2 separate regions of the Homo sapiens genome follow, and region 2 is linked to region 1. Evidence: chromatin contacts called from ENCODE POLR2A ChIA-PET data. All regions are on one chromosome and are shown on one strand. Each heading gives the region's core, a stretch centred on a gene start or an enhancer-like site at or near the end of the contact. The rest is flanking DNA. Distances are from core to core; before and after follow the strand shown.

What was found. ChIA-PET counts read pairs that join two places held with the same protein, here RNA polymerase II (POLR2A).
Region 2: POLR2A ChIA-PET joins it to region 1 with 11 read pairs in HEK293. The contact joins the promoter of CBX2 here to the enhancer-like site in region 1. POLR2A ChIA-PET finds 5 or more read pairs at or near these places in 2 of 52 experiments (HEK293 and HepG2).

The regions. Positions count from the first base shown.
Region 1 is chr17:78,138,779-78,142,381 of GRCh38, reverse strand. It overlaps TMC8 (transmembrane channel like 8), which reads right to left. Exons shown (of 16, transcript NM_152468.5): 15 at 3,142-3,220; 16 at 1-1,548. The coding sequence ends at 1,270. Among named protein-coding and RNA genes, the nearest start is that of C17orf99, 5.8 kb to the left of the region's middle. RefSeq lists silencers at 1-54, 1,576-1,765 and enhancers at 47-126, 1-968, 2,605-3,244, 3,359-3,528. Within about 2 kb of position 1,906, at least 16 of the 41 ENCODE cell types and tissues checked have a DNase peak (open chromatin) inside an H3K27ac peak, as active enhancers do.
Region 2 is chr17:79,775,563-79,782,494 of GRCh38, reverse strand. CBX2 (chromobox 2) reads right to left here and starts at 4,347. Exons shown (of 5, transcript NM_005189.3): 1 at 4,188-4,347; 2 at 4,068-4,111; 3 at 3,068-3,133; 4 at 694-799. The coding sequence starts at 4,259. RefSeq lists an enhancer at 3,094-3,687 and silencers at 4,083-4,152, 4,163-4,542.

The DNA.
Region 1 (3,603 bases), core at 657-3,156:
GCTGGTCACTGGTGGAGCTAGAGGCTTTTCAAGTGCATCCTGGGACTTCTGACCTTCCCTCCTGACAGTTCTCATCCCCAGCTGCCGGTGAGTCACCTGGGAGCTTCGAAAAGTCCCGATGCCCTGGCTGCTGGCCACACCCAGCCCAACCACATCAGAGTCGCTGGGCTGTGGCCAGCTTGTAGCAGCTACTCAGGTGTTCTCCAAGGATGAGAACCACAGATTTAGTCACTGCAGCATGGCAGGGGTGGGGGTGGGAGAACAGGAGGCTTGGAAAAGGAAACTCGAACAGGCTCAAGAATATCAGACACAGCCTTGGGAGGGGGGCCGGGCCCTGCCCTTGTGGCCAGCTGCCTCACCTGCCTGGGCCCCCGCCCGCTGCTCACGATGCAGGCCCGTACATACCACTAAGGCCCAGGCGGTGCGGGTACCTTCACCCCACGGATCCGCAAGCTTGGCTCAACCAGGGAGCCATGAAGCAGGCTGGGAGAACACGGCTCTGCAGGAAGCCAGGGCTCTGCTGAGTTTCACAAGGCAGCTCTGTGGACGTGAGGCTGCTAGGTTAGAAGACTGGACGGAGAGGATTCCCGCCAGGGAGAGGCTGACCCAGCACGCTCTCACCAGGCTTCAGTCAGCCCCTCAGTCAGGGCCAGGAGCCGCCACTAAGCCCCACACTGGGGCAGTGTGGCTCTGGAGCCCGAGTGCCTGGGTTCAAATCCCAGCTCTGGCCCTGGCTGACGCTGTGGCCTCGACTGTCTCAGGTGAAGGAAGAGTAACAGGAAGGGATGATGCAGGCAGTTTGCAGCTGGAACACAGAGCAGGGCCCCAGGCAGGCTTGCTCTAACTGTGGCCAGCTCTTTCCTTCCTTAGGAAGTGGTTCCCGGACTCTTCTGAAGGCACTTCCATCAGTAAACAACTTCTGAGCATTCCCAATAGATGTATGTGTATAAATTGCACTCATGGCTCTAAAACAAATCAGCAGAACACATTCTAGAAAAAATCGCATTCAAGAGATACTATACTAATAGATTATGTATATTATAAAAAACACAATAAAAAATAGACATTTTAAAGGGATGAGATTAAAATATAGAAAGAAAATTCCCATATGTTTTTCCTGCTGCCGCTGGGGTTGTGTGTCCATCTTTGGGGACCTCTGAGGGAGGCCCTGGAGCCACTGAGAGGGGCGGTGGTCGCCAGGGGTCTGGAAGATGGAGTAAGGAGGCCTGAAGGGGCCCCAGGGAGGCTTCGGGGAGGCAGGGGTAGGGGTTACAGCTCCGCGCCGCTGGGGAAGCGGAATCTGCGGGCGGAGGCCGGGGCACCGTGCTGTCCAGGGCAAGGGGAACGCAGTCCCGCGGCATCCACGACGGAGGGGCCCGGCCGCGGGGCCTGGTGGCCCGGGGAGCCAGGGCATGGGCATCCGGGGCAGAAGGACTGCGGGCGCGAAGCTTGGGAGGCAGGGTACTTGGGGCCCGGAGAGTCGCTCGGGCCTGGCTCCGGCAGCAGTCGCGACAGGTCCTCCACCAGGTGCCACTTCTCCTGAACCTGCTGTGAGGAGAACAAGTGGCGAGTTGCGACAGGCGCTGCTTCCCACGAGCGGGTGTGAGGACAGCAGCGGCAGCAACTCTGCGGCCCATGGGCCAGCCCGCACCCAAAGTAGCCAGAGGCCACGCCCCGCCCGAGGCCACGCCCCGCTCGAGGCCACACCCTCCCAGGGCCACGCCCCACCAGGGTCCCGCCCCGATGCAGCCCTAGACCACGCCCTCAGGAGTCCCGTCCACAACGCAGCCAGATGCCACTCCTTCCACGTCCCCGCCCGAGACCACGACCTCCAAGGGCCCCGCCCCCAACGCACCCTGAGACCACGCCCCACTAGGGTCCCACCCCATGCAGATCTAGACCACGCCCGCTAAGAGTCCGTCCCCAAGCAGCCCAAGGCCACGCCCCCGGTAGAGGCCCCACCCTGAGGCCACGCCTTAGCCAGGTCACTGTTCCTCCCTCAGCTCCATTAAGCCCCTGGCCCCAAGCCTAAAGTCGTAATTTTTTTTTTTTTTTGTGGAAACTGGGTGTCTCCCTGTTGCCCAGGCAGGATTGCAGTAGCAAGACCACAGCCCACTGCAGCCTGGACCTCTCAGGCTCAAGCGATCTTCCCACCTCAGCCTCCGGAATAGCTGTGACCACAGGCACGCGCCACCACGCCCAGCTCATTTATTTGATTTTTAGTAGAGACGAGGTCTTGCTATGTTGCTCAGCCTGGTCTCAAACTCCTGAACTCAAGCACTCTTCACGCCTCGGCGTGAGCCACTGCACTCAGCCATGTTATCCTTTTTTCCTTTTTTGAGACGGAGTTTTGCTCTTGTTGCCCAGGCTGGAGTGCAATGGGGCGGTCTCAGCTCACTGCAACCTCCGCCCCTCCGCCTCCTGAGTTTAAACGATTCTCCTGCCTCAGCCTCCCTAGTAGCTGGGATTACAGGCGCCCACCATCACGCCCAGCTAATTTTTTGTATTTTTAGTACAGACGGGGTTTCACTATGTTGGCCAGGCTGGTCTTGAACCCCTGACCTCAGGCAATCCACTCACCTCGGCCTCCCAAAGTGCTGGATTACAGGCACGAACCACCGTGCCCGGTTTTTTTTTTTTTTTTTTTTTTTTTAAGTAGAGACGGGGTTTCGCTATTTTGGCCAGGCTGGTCTTGAACTCCTGACCTCAGGTGATCCACCCACCTCGGCCTCTGAAAGTGCTGGGATTACAGGCGTGAGTCACCACGCCCGGCCACATTCTCCTTTTAAAAAATTAATTACTTATTTTTGGTGGAGACCAGGGTCTTGCTTTGTTGCCCAGGCTGGTTTTAACTCATGGCTTCAAGTGATCCGATCCTCCTGCCTGGGCCTCCAAAGCGTTGGGATTACAGGCAAAGGCCCAGCCCCTAAGGTCATGTACTTACCAGGTCTGGCTCCTGGTCTCAGGAGCCCGAGCTGTTCTCTTCCTCCCCTTCCCCGTCTTCACTCTCAGCCTGAGGCCACGCCCTCCAGTGGGAAGAACCCACCTGACCCGCTCAGACGTGTTCTAGGCCCTCGGCCACACATAGGGAAGGGTTTCCACTGAAGCTGCTGTCCCCTCACCAGCCCCGAGGACACTCACCCACACCAGCTGCTTCCGGAGCCTGTGGATGGCCCTGGCATTGGCCTGGGTCTGGGAGACGCACACCGTCAGGACAAGGCTTGGGTGGGAAGGGGATTCGTGGTCAGTTGCCCCTGGGGCCACAGGCGCCTCTCCCTGACTTCCTCTCTCCCCACCTCAATCTCTACAATACGCGGTACTGGGGTCTTCTCACTGCACACTGCTGTATCTGAGGATGGGACCCTCCTCTCCTTCCTCGCAGAGCCCCTCATCCCCTCCCCTCTGGCACAGCAATACCAATAGCTCAGCAGCTGCAGCCACCCAGACACGGTGCTTCCCCAGTGATCCTGCAATCCCCATGGCAGCCCAGAGGGTGGGCCCAGGAGGTTCCTGCTTTTCAGAGGCCCCTGCTTCCCTTGGCTTTCTGCGTCTGGCTCCTGGTTGGGGGTGCACAGGCTCACCACCCCCATGGAAGGAAGGACC
Region 2 (6,932 bases), core at 3,098-5,597, 1.6 Mb before region 1:
CGGGACTGAGGCCAGGCCCTCCTCCCCCATCCTGTCCTGCCTCACCTGTCCTCAGGGGAGGGAGGGGCCCTACCACGGACCCCAGGGGCGCATGCATACCTGTGGCGGGGTGAGCCCATCACTGTAGCGAGGAGGGGTGACAGGACAGTCCCGAGAAGGCCAAAGCACATCATCAGCCCACACTGCCTCTGCCCTCCTCCAAGGCCCCTCCTGGCACCCCCTGGCTATTCAGTCAGCCCTGCCTTTCGTGGCCACCTCGATTTAAGGTGCACCCGCAGGTGGGCCCGGAGTAGCCCCCAAATCTTAGGCTTTTGAGTCACATCCAGCCGGCAATCCTATGAGCACCTACTGTACGCATGCTTCCTGTTCCTTTCCGTCCCCCAAGGACCCCCTGGGAGGGAAGAGTGCTTGTCTGCAGCAGTTTGACCCTGCCACCCAGCAGAGAGGCGTGCAGGACAGGCTGAAGCAGGAAGCCCCTGGGAGGGGCGGGGAGGAACTCTCAGCCGGCTGGGGCCCCTGGCAGCAGAAGCTGAGAGACAGGAAGAAAGGGGGCTCCTGTTTTCCGAGTAGAGGGACAGACTGTTGGCAGAAGTGCCACCCCCTTCCTGAGGGCCCCAAACCCTCCCTCTGCCTGCCCCCTACGCCAAGGGGGTGCTGGGAGGTGGGGTCAGCATACCCAGCGCAGCCACCCACCTTGAGCTTGGAGCGCCGGCTGCAGGAGGACATGGCAGTGAGCTTCCTTGGCCGGCCTCTCGGCCTCTTGCCTCTCTTCCGGTTCTGCACCTCCTTCTCATGTTCCCTGAAGGCACACCACTAGTTAATGGGGGAGAAGCCCTGTGCGTACCCCTTCTACCATGTGGGACTCTATGGCTTCCAGCACCCTATTCCTGTTGGCCTGTAATAGCTTATCCTGTTTGCCGCAAACACATCATCAAATACCCAAGGCAGAGATCAGACCCCATTCTTTGCACTAGGGTCAGTAACCAGCCATCCCATTTCATTTGGCTAAGGACAAGCTGAAGACAGGAAAGCAACGCTGGGAAAACAATGACGCCCCAGTATTCTCTGACTTAAGACAGCTTCCTGCAGGTGCACTGCTGCATGGAAATTCTAGCATATTCTAACCAGAAGTGGCCTCGGTGGCCACACGGTCCAACCTCCTTACTTTCAATAGGAGAAGGAAGCCCAGGACAAGGAGATGCCACCAATCCCCTGGGCAGCTTCTGGTGCATAAAACCCTCACCCGGGCAAGGAGCACCGTGGGCCCTGTCCTCCAGCCCTCGCAGAGCCTGGCTGCTGGCACATGACTCTCCTTGTTTCCTTTTTAAAAATACCTCTCTGTTCCTAAACTCTACTCTTGAGGGAGATGACAGAGGTGCCGAGGTCTGAGGCAGGCAAGGCTCAATGCACGCACCACTCGCAGTACCCCCCCCGCCCCCAGAAGAGCCTCCACACCTCCAGGGTCATGAAGTGCTAGCAGAACCTCCAGCCCCCAGGGAAAGCCTGTATTTCAGAAAAGGGGCCCTGGTAATTATCTGGGCAAACATCATCTCATTGGGGCCTGGAAGGCAACCTCCTCAACACAGTTCTGATTAGTACCAGGCAAAGTTCATACTCTTAAGTGCTGGTCCTTAACCTGAAATCTCCTAAAAGGACAATGAAGTGTTGCATGGATCTCCTCCGCTGAAATATTAACCTGTGCACTGACTGCTGTGATCCTGTGCGTCGCCAAGGGCCATACCCCCACCCCCTCCAATACCAAGCAGGTAACCGCCAGCTCCTAGTGCCCAGAGAGAGCTAACATTTTGGTGGATGGAGAAGGCTGTCCCACCTTCTCTGTTTTCTTTCTTCCACGATGTCATCCAAGCCACCCATGGGTTTTACACTCTTCTTATCTCAGGTGTTTCTGCTCTAACCAAAACCACAATCTCTCTCAACAGTTAGGACACCGTCTTAGATCCAGAGAAGCGCACCAGCCTCTGAAGTGGGCCAAGCCATTCCCCCACCCCAAGGCTCACAGCACCCAGACAGGAACTAACAGAAGACGATGGGTTGCTGTTACGATTTTCCAAAGGGATTTAAGCAAGCACAGGCTCTTCTTTTTGCTCGCCCCACCAGAAAACTCTATTTCCCCATTATCATGACCCCTCTGGGAAGACCCAATATGTCCCGCTACAGTGGAAAAAAGGGAATGCACCTTTTGCTACCAGAGAACAAACCGTCCAGATTGACCCTGGCTGGGAAAGACTCCAGCAACCAATTCTTCTGCCTCTATCCACAGGGCAAGTCCAGCCAGGGGATCCAGGGGGAGCCGTCAGTGAAACCACCCCCCATCTTGCCATTGCTTGAACAGTACTCCCTGGCCCTTCATGCCAGGTGGGCACATCCACTGCCCTCTCCTCACCACCCCTTGCCCTTGAACATCTCAAGGAGGCCTATCTCTTAACCTAAACTTCCTACCTAAAAATAGAAATGACATCTAGAATTACAGAAACAAGTCTGGCCCAATCCGGCCTCATGGTGCTACTTGGTACTGTATGCTGCAGGCCAGAGCAAAATAAATGTTTCTTTCTTGAGAGAGACATCACAATAGGCACAACTGCGTGCTGTGTGTTCCAGCTCCCTCTCTGAGCCTTCTTGCCTGATGGCACACGCGTGCAGGGCTGGAAGGGCAGACCTGCGTCACTGTGGCAAACCTGCTCTCCTGGTTTTCTGTTAGCGCCATGTGCAAATTACTCAGCAGAAAAGGCCAAGAGAAGCTATAACATCTTTATCTGAAGCAACTGAAAAAGTTGGTTTTTGCAAGTATGGCTGTCGGAAACACCAAAGCAGCACTTACTTAGGTTCTTCTCAGGGATGGATACAGGCTGGCTAGGAGAAGGTGGGAGAGGGGCTGGCTGGGGACTTTTACAGCCAGCCACAGAGATGGCCCTGGACACAATCTTGCTAAGGGACCTCAGACCACAGCCCCAGCTCCAGCCTCCCGGCAGGCGAGCAGCGCCCAGCACGACTCCAACCAGCCACCGTCCCTCCCCCACACCCTCCCCAGTGCTGTCAGCGTCCTCACTTCTTCTGGAAGGCCAGGAGCAGCCTCGGGTCCAGGATGTTCTCCTCCGGCTCCCAGCTGTTATGTCTGCAAAGCAGAGGACAGGGCAGCATTAGACGCCAGGCTGATGATCACCGCTTTGCAAGGCAGCCCGAGGGGGCTCGCCCTCACCGCTCCTCGACTTGGGCCGATGGCAGTGGCACCGTAGCACCATGGCACTTCTCAAAGTCCAAACCCAGGTTTTGGAGGCTGGCCACCCCCCACCAAGCCAGCACTCTAACCTCAGACCCAAAGGGAAACTGCCGCTCCAACCCCCCAATTAAAACAAGGCCACAAGAGGACTCCCACAGTCTCTGCCTGGGAGAAAAACAAACCCCCATAAAACGCAAAGTTGCAGAGAGGGATTCCCCCAAACCCTGGCCCGGAGCCAGAGGAGGAAGGGAAGGCAGGTCCAGCATGCAGGGAGGGGCACAGGCGCCCAGCCCGAGATCCAGAACAATGTGGCGCGCGGGCCGGGGCACCTCGAGGGGTAGCGAAGAAAGAGCGGGGTCCGGGAAGACGCAGAAACGGGGCCGCGGGAGCAGCTGTGCAGAGAGCCCCTTCCGGGGATGCCAAACACCCTCCCTTCCATTAAAAGAAAGAAAAAAAAAAAGAAACTCTACATCCATCAATAGCAAGCTCAGGTTACAGCGGGGAGAATCTGGCCAAGAGGAGGGGGGCTTGCATCCCGCGCCTCCCTCCCGGCCGGGACGGGGGTTGGGGGGAGCGCGGCGCGGCAGCCGAGGAGGTTCTGGCGCGGGGGGCCGCCCAGCTCTGCACCCGCGGGCGTGTAAACAAAGGGCAACCTCGGGCCGGGCGGCCCCCGCCCCCCTCAGAGCCGGAGGAGCCCGCGGGGACCCCGCGAACTTCCCGCTCTGCCCGCGGGCGCCCCCAGGCCACCGGACGGCGCGGCCGAGGGGCTCCACGTCCCCACCCCCGGGCGAGGGGGCGGGAGGGGGGCGCGGCGTCGCGGGGGACTCACTTGGAGGACCAGCCGCGCCACTTGACCAGGTACTCCAGCTTGCCCTGCGGGGAGAGAAGAGGGGCCGTGAGCCAGACGGACAGCGGGCGGCGGGCGGGGGGCCCGGCGGGCCGCACGCACCTTGCGGAGCCGCTTGCTCAGGATGCACTCGGCGGCGAAGACCTGCTCGCCCACGCTGCTCAGCTCCTCCATGCTGCCCGGCAGCCAGCCCGACCGCGGCGCCCGCCGCCAGTCACCCGCCCGGACCGCCGCGCGCCCCGCCGGCAGCACACAAAGCACCGCCCCCGCCCGGCGCCGGCCCGCCCCGCGCACGCGCACCGCCGCTCCGCGCCCGCGCCCCGGCCCGCCGCCCGCCCCCGCGCGCTGCCCAAATCCCGTGCGGGCCAATCAGCGAGGGGGGGCGGGTGCGGGGCGGGGCGGGGCGCGCATTGTCCGCGGCGGGCTGGGCCTCGCGCTCCGGCGGGGGGTCCCGCGCGGGGCCCCGGGCGGGGGCGGGGGCGGGGGTGGGGGCGCGGGCGGGCCCCTGGCTGGGGGAGGAGGTGCCTAGGGACTTCGGGCCTGGGGCGCCCACCGAGTCCCGCGTGATTCCCGGGGCGCGCCCGCCCTTGCTCCCAACTCCGTTTTCCGGGCAAAAAGCCATTGTTCTGGCCCGAAGGGAGGGAAGCGGGACGGGGCGCGGCGGCTGCTTCCTGCCCCCGCCTTCGAGGGGCGCTGCTCCGGGGCACGCGGGGCCCCACCCTTCCCCCGGCTTCTTGAACTGGCTTTTCCTCGGCAGCGGGGGAGTCGCTCTGTTTTGGACGAGAGCAAAACGGGTCGGGGGCTGGGGAAGGAAAGGAAGACGAAGTCCGGGGGAGGGGCCCACAAACCCCAGCAGCCGAGGCTTTTTCCCCCAAAGGCGAGAGAGGAAAATGCTTTAACTTAAACCACCAAGCACTCTGAGAAAGAAGTAATACGAACTGCCCGGAGTTCTTATTAAACAGCTATGAAAAGTGGATCCAGCCCCCGAGTTTTAGGGCACGTGTAGGGAGAAAACCAGCTGCACCTTTTCTGAATTTGTTCCCCGATTTTGATGAAATGGAGGGGGAGGGGGCGGTTTGCAAGGCTGTTCCTAACTTCGGACTAGGTCAGTAGTGGCCCGCCAGGGCTGGGCAGCCGGCGTCCTTCGGATCAATTGTCCGCGGCAGAAAAGGGTCAGGCCATGTTATGAAAGTGGGGGTGACCCCTTGTCCTCCCTGTGATCGTCGTCAGCAGGCTACCCTTTTATTCCGGTGTTAAGATTCGAATTCCATGAAGAATCACCCTTTAAGTTATTTAGATTTTGAATCAGGACAAGTCAAACACGTAATGAAAGAGACCTGAGCCTTAGCTTCATTCGTCTCAACGCAGTCTAACTCCATGAAAATTCACTCTCTGCTTTTCTTGCTTCCTTGAACACAGCTGCAAAATTCTCTTTCTGTTGAGCAGATCCAAAAGTCGTTTCTTGTTGTAGGAGACTGTCTCAATGTAATTGTGATCATCAAAACCATATTTATAAAGGGTTCTGCAGGAGAAATGTGTTTTTTTGTTTTTACAGAAAGGCCTACTGGAGAAAATACTGAACTGTAGGAACCGATCTTTCAATTTATGGCGTGTTCTTCAGTTTCTTTGGTTAGATAGGTTACATTCATTTGATTTCCTGGAGAGTACGTGCAAATTCAGATGTTGTTTGCAAAGAGGGCAGGAGAAAGGGAAATGTCCTTGGGGGGAAGGTGTTTGTTTACTCAGGGGCAGAGGCAGTAAAGAATCCTTGTGTTGGGATAAAACTGGCCTCTGGAGTGAAGGGATCCGCTAACAGTGTCTCCGCCGGCTCCTTTTGTATCCCTGTCTTGTGCAGCTTGGCAGTAAATTGTGGAGTTGAGGGCAAAGGTGTATTTATTGTAATCCTACAAATAGCTGGATCAGTTTCACATCACGTTTCCTTGCAGAATTCATCTTGGGTCTAAGATTTTGCCCTGGAAGTTTCCAGTTTCCTCTTTGACTCATGGTATGCTGGGATACTTGCTTGATTTCTTTTTAAAGAAAAGAAGGCTTTGAAAAGGGAATGATTTCTTTGCTTAAGAAATAAATTTGCTAGAATTTGATACTAACACATTGAAAAAAATAAATCAGCGTCCAGGAAGGTTTAACATGTACATCATCTACCCAACTGCAAACAGTTTGGGTAAAATAATATTTAGATAATTCATTTGGAGAAACAAATATGACAGATTTGGCCAGAATGAAATAATCAGATACATTCTGTGAACGTGTGATCCAAAATCTGTGGCACGTTCCCTAAAAACAAAGCTGGGAATAGGCAGAAGGGAAGAATAACCCCCAGCTAATCCAACTGTGTAAAACAAGCGGACGTCTTCCGTTTTGACTGTCACATTTTAAGAATTATTAAGACAAGTTAAAACTAATTATTGTATTATTCATTCGACAGATAGTTAGTATGTACTATCATGTGGGCACTACTAGATATCCAGTAGTATAAGACCGTAGCAGCAGCTCCATCTGTGGGTGATGGAAGTGGATGGACAGAGCCTCCCTCCACTGCGTCCAGTGTGGTGGCCGTTAGGCACCTGGGACTGCTGAGCACTGGCAGTGTGGCTAGTGCCACTGAAGGCTCGAATTTTAAATTGTATTTCACTTTAATTCATTTCAGTGGGAGTAGCCACATGTAGCTGGTGGTCACTGTACTGGACACTTTGCAGGTCCACAGGAATGAGAGGGATCTGCTTTAAACATATTTTAAATGAAAGTAATACGGTTACATAAATTAATCCTGGAATATGAATAGTTTACCTACACTCACAGTTATGCTTAATTATATACAAGAATGTT